Regions from separate parts of the Homo sapiens genome. Here regions 2 and 3 are each linked to region 1. A link is a loop called in an ENCODE intact Hi-C map of the cell type or tissue named here. Cell type or tissue: IMR-90. All regions are shown on one strand.

Region 1 (2,500 bases):
AAGTGTCACTCACTCTGATCTCTAGTTGCTGCTTCTGATAAATTTCACCAATTAGCACAGGCTTAGAGTCAGATTATCTGGGTTTGAATACCAGTTCTGCTACTTGATAGTGGTGTAATCTTGGGGAAGTGCTTAAATTCTCTGTATTTTTCAATAAAATATTGATCACAATAGCACCTACCTCACAGAATTGTAGTGAGAAAGAAAGTGAGTTAATATTTGAAAGTCCTTGAAAAGTGTGTGGCACATGTCAGCCCTCCCGGAATGTCTGCTATTTTTATTACTGCAGCCATTATTATTCTGGTGTAGAGGTGAACTACCCTGCTTTGGAGGTCATAAAGACCTTGATTCAAATCCTGCCATTATCACTTACTATCCCTATGGCCCTGGACAAGTTAATTCATGGTTCTGAGCCTCAGTTTATTTATCTGTTAAAAAGGGATAATAATGCTTGTTTCATCAAGCTATGGCAAGTATTAAGATGGCATGTGACAGTGCTTAGCACAGGCCCTGACAAATAAGTAATTTGTATTCTTTTTTATCCTCCATGATACACTCTTTTCTCTGGGTTTATCACTAGAACTCCCCCGGGATGATCTGTTACTTATGACTAATCATACTCTGTGTACTTATACCACTAATATTATTTGAGTGAAACAAACTTAAATTCAGCATCAGGAACTACCTTGAAAGGAAAATAGACTCATAAGAGTAGTCTCTTCCAGTTTTGAGAAGAAAAGATGCCATCCTACAAGTATGGTAAAGGTCTTGATGAGGGAGGTAAGACCATGACAGTACCACCATGCCTTCGTCTCACTTCCCCACCACAACTGAGTGATCTAGCCACCCTCTAGAGTTGCTACCACCATTTGTTGGGAAGGCATGAAGTCAAAGAAAAGTTTGAGACCTGGGATAGTTGTCCCCATTTGTCATACCATTGGGATAGCTCTGATCGTCACATTCTTAGAAATGCAAATACTAAGCTCTGAGAAGATACAGTCTTCTTTGTGAATCACCTCCATCCCAATTTTTGACCTCACTTTTAGGTGGGATGTATCTACAGCACAGAGTCTGTGACTCTGAGATACATCAAAGACTATTTGGTGGCCCCTCCTGAAATCAGAAGAGGATGTAATTTGCTGTGGTTTTTGCAACTCTCTTACGCACAGTCCAAGCAAAGAACATTATAGTTTTAGAGTGGATGTGGCTGTCCTTACTCTGGTATACTCACAGGAGAAGGACATTGCTGTCTTCTTTCCTTCCATCTTTGATCACATCACTACTGTATTGTGACCTCTTCTTCCCAGAAGAACAACAGTTTTATCCTCTTAATCTTGTTCAAACTGCCTTCTAACACTGACCACCACCAAAAGATGTTGCTTCGAGAAGAGGCTGAATGGAGAACCTTAAATGCATGGGGAATATTCCTGAGTCTCATTGAAATCAGTTTATCCTGGGTATTACACTTGAATTTAAAGCAAATGTATGCACAGGCAATCCTGGGTGAGCTACTCTGAACAGGAGATGGCAGTAGCAGCCAAGGATTTGGGCAGCCCTTTCTAGTCCTAACAGAGGGGATTTCCTATTGGTTCATTGTCGATTCTGGACTGCAGTTTTGCCTCACCAAAGCCAAGGTGGCTAAATAATATGCCCAAGATCCCAGACCTTGCTGAATTTCACAACTATTGAAGAATTAGAAATTGCTCAAATTGAAGGCTGAACGACCAAGTGAACACTGTGGGGAGCTTTTACTAAGTCTCACTACAGAGGAAGGGAGGAGGCCTCCAGAAAACAAACAGATATGCCCACTTAGATTGGCATTAGTGGGTTTATTGGAAGGAGCAAGGATCGGAGATACAGTGCACATTCTTACTGAGACTTTGAGCAAGTCATTTAGCGAGGTGATTCAGCCCATGCTTTCATGTGGATTCAGGGAATAAAGAAGTCTTCCTCACAGGCTTTACAAAGGGTTCAGTAAGATAACAGCCAGGAAAACTCATTTTGTAAACTATGACATGCTATAAAAATACAAGAAGGACATTTTGGTTGGTTTTAGGTCATTTCTTTGAATTTGTCCTGGCGCCTCCAAATTTCCTAGACCACATTTTTTTCTTTCCTTTTCTTTCTTTTTTTTTTTTTTCCAAGTAATATGGTCAGAAGCTGTTTGACTATGAGTCTATTATTTCTCTGATAATTATAATTTCCCGGAGAGTTATGGCACACAAATTACTTTGTAATAGCTCTAAATTCTTTGCTTTATCCTGAGTCTACAATTATGCACTTATCCATGCTCCTGTCATCTGTGGTACTGATTTATGGAACCTCTGTTCTCTGATCTCCTCATTTCTTACCTCTGCCTCCTTTAAAACTCAAGAAATGTGGCAGCAAGGTCAAATTTCTCATCGGGCCAGCATTACATTCTCAGGTGTAATCATTACCGTCTTAATAAAGCAAGCAGTTAGTTCCACAATGGTCTGTTTAATCCACTAGATAATTGCTA
Region 2 (2,500 bases), 1.4 Mb after region 1:
GAATCGCTGGAAGCCAGGAGGTGAAGGTTGCAGTGAGCCAAGATAGTACCACTCTACTCCAGCCTAGGCGACAGAGTGAGACTCTGTTTCAAAAATAATAATTATTATAATTATTTTAAAAAATGAAAAAATTACAAACCTCCCTTGTAAAGAAGACATACAACTAACATTCATTAAGAGATTATATCATTCCGGACACACTCTCTCACTTAAGGGTCACAACAGCCCTATGAGTTAGGTTCCATAACTATTTTCCCCATTTTACAAAAGAGGTAAAGAAATTATAGAGACGTTAAGTGATTTGTTAATTAAGTAGTAAAGCTGAGATTTAAACCCCGCATTCTGAGCCTAAAGTTCTGCACTAGACCTTTACCCTTTCACTGTAGTATTCAAGCTCTATAAAAATGCAGTCAGTGCTTGGAAGGGCAACTTTGAAAGCTGGTCATTATGTCACAATTGTGTTTGTGACAACAGGTGTTAAGAGGAAGAGAGGAGCAAGCATATATATATGGCACTCCAGGAAGATGAAGGTGGGATTATAGAAGTAAGAGTTAAAAACTGGGGAATGGAGGTTACTAACACCCAGATTTCAAAGATGAATTTTCTAACTTAAATTTACTGAAGACTCTATCCTCTGGGGAAGGCGTGTTTAAATAAAACCAAGGAAGGTTTTTTATAACATGAAGTGATTCCTTTAAATGAAATTGAGTATATAACATGCTGGTATTGTTCATTAAGAATAATTTGCTTAAAATTGCCTACAATCAAGAATTTTATGCAACCATTGTATTGATTTTATAATTGACAGACTGGTGTTTACTTTAAAATGTGCCAATGAGTAAACTGAGTCTTTATTGACATTTATACACACTAAATTAAACTGAAAACCAACTTCTTTTTTTCAGCTTGCTTTGCTGTGACTAAAGAGAACTTGTAAGGAAGCCTGTGTCCATAGATTGTCATGGTAGCTCGCAACCTTTACTTTCTTTACGTGTGTCAAGTAATTCCAGGGAGTAGACGGTAAATTGGCACATCTTTCCATTAAGTAGGACTTGTTTGCCTTCAAAGAGGGGAGACATTGCCTCCTCCAAGTGATAGAGGGATGAGAAAACCTTTAAATATAGTCAGATGGAAAATGGTTGAAATGTTTTGTTTTAACATATGCCTTCTGGTATTTTTTATTTTCAAAATAAAAAATGCGTTTTTCATTTCATTTATGGTAATTAACACACTTCATTTGTTTTCCTTTTGTGGTTTTTGACTTTTTCATTTGATTGAAGAGCCTTTCTTTCAAGGCATTTGTCTGCTCCCTGGTGGTCAGATAAAAATTTGCAACTTCAAGTGTTCAAACGGTTTTTTTTTTCCCCAACCTTAAAAAAAAAAAATCCTTCAAATTGGCATTCAGAAGTGTGTTACCTCACATTTTATCAGCAGATGGATCCCGCATTAAGTTATTGTTTCCTTAATCCAACTGAGGTTCCAAATGTTCCTTTTATTATAACGTATACAGGGAAATTTCAATATGCTTACTTTCTAGTGTATGCAGCTGTAGTCTGGGAGGTCTGATGTTAGGGAAAAAGAAGGAGGAAAGCAAGATTAAAAATCATTCCTGGAAATGCAAGAGAAAATGTGCTGGAGTGGTAAGACCAAAGTTTTCTTCTTCCTTTTTTTTTTTTCTGCTCTTCACACACACACAGACACCCCACAAGGAAAAAGATAGGTTTGCCTAGAAAACTACTGCTTCAGTTTCTCCTCTCTACTTTTCCTCTCCTGCAAGTTAAGTAAATCTCCAAGCCCATGAAAAATGTATGGACGCCTGGTCTGGTGTGTATATCCCAGTACTTTGTGAGGCCTACGCAGGAGGATTGCCTGAGTCTAGGAGTTCAAGACAAGCCTGGGCAACATAGTGAGACCCTGTTTCTAAAAAAAAAAAAAAAAAAAAAAATTTAAAAATTAGCCAGGTGTAGTGGCCCGTGCCTGTATACCCAGTTACTGGAGAGGCTGTAATTGTGTGGTGAAGAAAGTGTTAATTAATTTGATTGTGGTAATTATTATACAATGTATGTGTATCTCAAATTATCATGTTGTATACATTAATATAATTTTCATTTGTCAATTATACCTTAATAAAGCTGAGGAGGAAAAATTTTAATGTAATCCTGTCAAGACCATTTTCCACTATGACTGGCTTTCCTTCATACTTTCCCTTAGAATGGCCTTGGGCATTACGACTTTGAAACAAGGGGAAGTTGTGTTGAAGATATTCCATTTTAATTGTAATTTAGAAAAACAGTTTGGAAAATTTCAATAAAACGATAGAGAAATTATAGATTCTTGATGTAGATACATGTGAAGGATATTCTTTTGCCATTTTAAAATGTATTTACTATATAACCAAAAGAATTCAAATTAATGAAATATGAAAAGAAAAACCACAAGAATAAATAATACAATCAATAGAAATTACTCTGATATCAAGAAGTAAATTATAACAACCACA
Region 3 (2,500 bases), 330 kb after region 1:
ATAAATCCTGAAAGCTTACATACATACGATTCCATTTATATAACATTCTTGAAATAACAAAAATCGTAGAAATGGAGAACAAATTAGAGGTTTCCAGGGGCTAAGTAAAGAGTCAAGGTAGGAGTAAAATGTGTGCAGCTATAAATGGGAAACAGAGATTCTTGTGGTGTTGGAATTGTTCTGTATCTTGACTGTATTGATGTGAATATCCTAGTTGTGATATTATACTATAATTTTGCAAAATGTTCCCATTAGAGGAAACTGGGTAAATTTTACATGGGATTTCTGCTTGGTTTTCTTTTTTCTTTTTTTTCTTTCTTTTTTTTTTTTTTACAACTGCAAGTGAATCTCAAAGGAGACTTTTAGAAAACTATTAAATTACCCATCCTTAGTTTACTATTTATTTGTAAAATGGAGAAAATAATAGCTGTACTATATCCTGGAATTGGGCCGCTAAAGTTGGAAAATGCTTAAGAACTTGGACATAGTGCTACATACTTGGATTTACAGACTTCTGGATCACAGAGTTGTTAGTAATTTTCTATTTCATTGGTATCCAAATTATTTTTTTTTCTGGACCACAGGTTGGACACTGAGGAGACTGGTGGGAAGCAGAGCAAAAGGTGCTTCTCATACCTTCTTCTCTTTCCAACATCCAACCACGCTTCCCTCCCTTCTCAGTCTTGCTTTCATCTGTTTTCCATATTAGAATTCTGAGGGATTTTGTAGAAGAAAAGAGGCTTTTACTTACATTTTGAAACCAACTCATCTAGTCCCAATCTTTCACTTTACTGATCAGGAGATAGAAACCAGAGAGGTTTAGTGACTACTCAAGACACTGAGGTAGTTGGTGGTGAAGCTGAGAACAGAACAAGGACTATTGACCCTCACTCCAGTGTTTTTTCCACTAAATCATGGTGACTTGTATTTAGATTGCTTTCTCAATACTTTTGTCAACAATCAAATAGCAACACCATTTATTGTTGTCTAGAGGCATAACTTTGTGCAGTAATTCTTAAGTATATGGGTAGAATTTTTAAGCATTTTGGTAGTCATGGTATGGGATATTGTTCAAGGAGTGCCTTAAACATAGGTACATTTATTGTACATATCGGAAAAGCTTATTGGTGCCACCTAGTGGTTTGAGTGGCAGGTATCGGTAGCAATTAAGAAGACATTTCAATGCCCCACCCCACTTTTGTTTATGCTTTATCAATAGGTATACTAAAAGTCATCGCCAACTACCTCAGCCGCTTTTTTTTCTGTAACATTTTAGGTGAAAAATGCTTTTCAGAATACAAAAGAAGAGACTTGGTTTTGGGTTAGCTGTAATTTATCTCTACTAATTAAAAACTTTCTCCTTAATAGAGTAAATTATTTAGATAAATTATTTTCAAACTCAAATTACCTGCTAATTACTGTTCATTCTTAAATCAGAAAAACAGACACTTAGCACAGATCCTTAGGATTCCTGTAAAATGAACAGTTGGGTTCAGTAGGTGCTTAGAAGTACTAAATTTTTTTTAAATTCTGATTCAGATTTTTTACTAAATCAGGTATTTTTCTGTGTTTAAAAAAAATCTTGTGACCATATAAAGACTTGTCATAAGGGCTACAATTAGAATTAAGTACTCAATTTAATCATTAGAAGGTTTTAACCATGTGAGGTTTTCTAATGAGCATATATTTCTTTCAATGAAAACTTACACTGAACAGATACAATCCTTGTCCTAACATCAAAGCAATTGTCTGCAGACCAAACCCATCAGTACAACTATCGAATACCTAAAACACTTAATTACATCTTTATTCTCACCATACAATTTTTTTCTCTTATGAGGGGTCATGAAAGGAGTGAATCATGAAATAATTTGTTTGCCCAAGGTGTTATTAACTTTAGAAATTGCTGGTCTTCTGGGCTGGCCCACTTATCAAAGCCATTTTCAGAACAATTATGACAATGATGACTAAATACTTAAGTAGACAAAAGATGTTTGGCGGACAAGGAAAAGGGATGTTGTTAACTGGTCTGTAAAAGGAACCTGAATAAACCCAAGAATTGTAGGGTACAAAGGTGACCACTGAGAGGAATGGGATCAGTGACAGGAATAGAACAGAAAACGGTTTTAAGAAAAAATGGCCAGGAGTGGTGGCTCATACCTGTAATCCCAGCACTTTAGGAGGCTGAGGTGGGCAGATCACTTGAGGTCAGGAGTTTGAGACCAGCCTGGCCAACATGGTGAAACCCCATCTCTACTAAAAATACAAAAACTAGCTGGGCATGGTGGCGGGTGCCTGTAATCCCAGCTACTCAGGAGGCTGAGGCAGGAGAATCACTTGAGCCTGGGAGGCAGAGGTTGCAGTGAGCCGAGAGGTTGCAGTCAGCCAGCCTGGGTGACAGAGCAAGGCTCTGTCTCAAAAAAAAAAAAAAAAAAAAAAGAAAAAGAAAGAAGAAAAACATGAAATATCACCATCACCACCAGAAAAGAGAAAAAGGTCT

Evidence for each region. A loop is a pair of places that touch in the nucleus more often than their neighbours do. Peaks named below come from ENCODE experiments on the same cell type or tissue, not always from the same donor. Only the 100,000 strongest peaks of a DNase experiment are listed, where the experiment ranks them.
Region 2: it touches region 1 in a loop (15-fold over the local background); 5 of 110 quality-filtered maps call a loop at or near these places.
Region 3: a loop joins it to region 1, with 10 times the contacts of the local background. A loop is called at or near these places in 41 of 110 quality-filtered maps.

The regions. Positions count from the first base shown.
Region 1 is chr12:79,406,604-79,409,103 of GRCh38, forward strand. All of the region lies in intron 9 of SYT1 (synaptotagmin 1), which reads left to right. Among named protein-coding and RNA genes, the nearest start is that of MIR1252, 11 kb to the right of the region's middle. In IMR-90, a CTCF peak has its summit at 1,521 (motif pointing right); a DNase peak (open chromatin) is centred at 1,548; H3K27ac peaks cover 741 bases.
Region 2 is chr12:80,762,685-80,765,184 of GRCh38, forward strand. LINC01490 (long intergenic non-protein coding RNA 1490) reads left to right here and starts at 470. Exons shown (of 3, transcript NR_120470.1): 1 at 470-544. In IMR-90, a CTCF peak has its summit at 1,318 (motif pointing left); a DNase peak (open chromatin) is centred at 1,317.
Region 3 is chr12:79,737,181-79,739,680 of GRCh38, forward strand. The region is part of intron 4 of PPP1R12A-AS2 (PPP1R12A antisense RNA 2); the gene reads left to right. Among named protein-coding and RNA genes, the nearest start is that of PAWR, 47 kb to the left of the region's middle. In IMR-90, a CTCF peak has its summit at 1,137 (motif pointing left); a DNase peak (open chromatin) is centred at 1,131.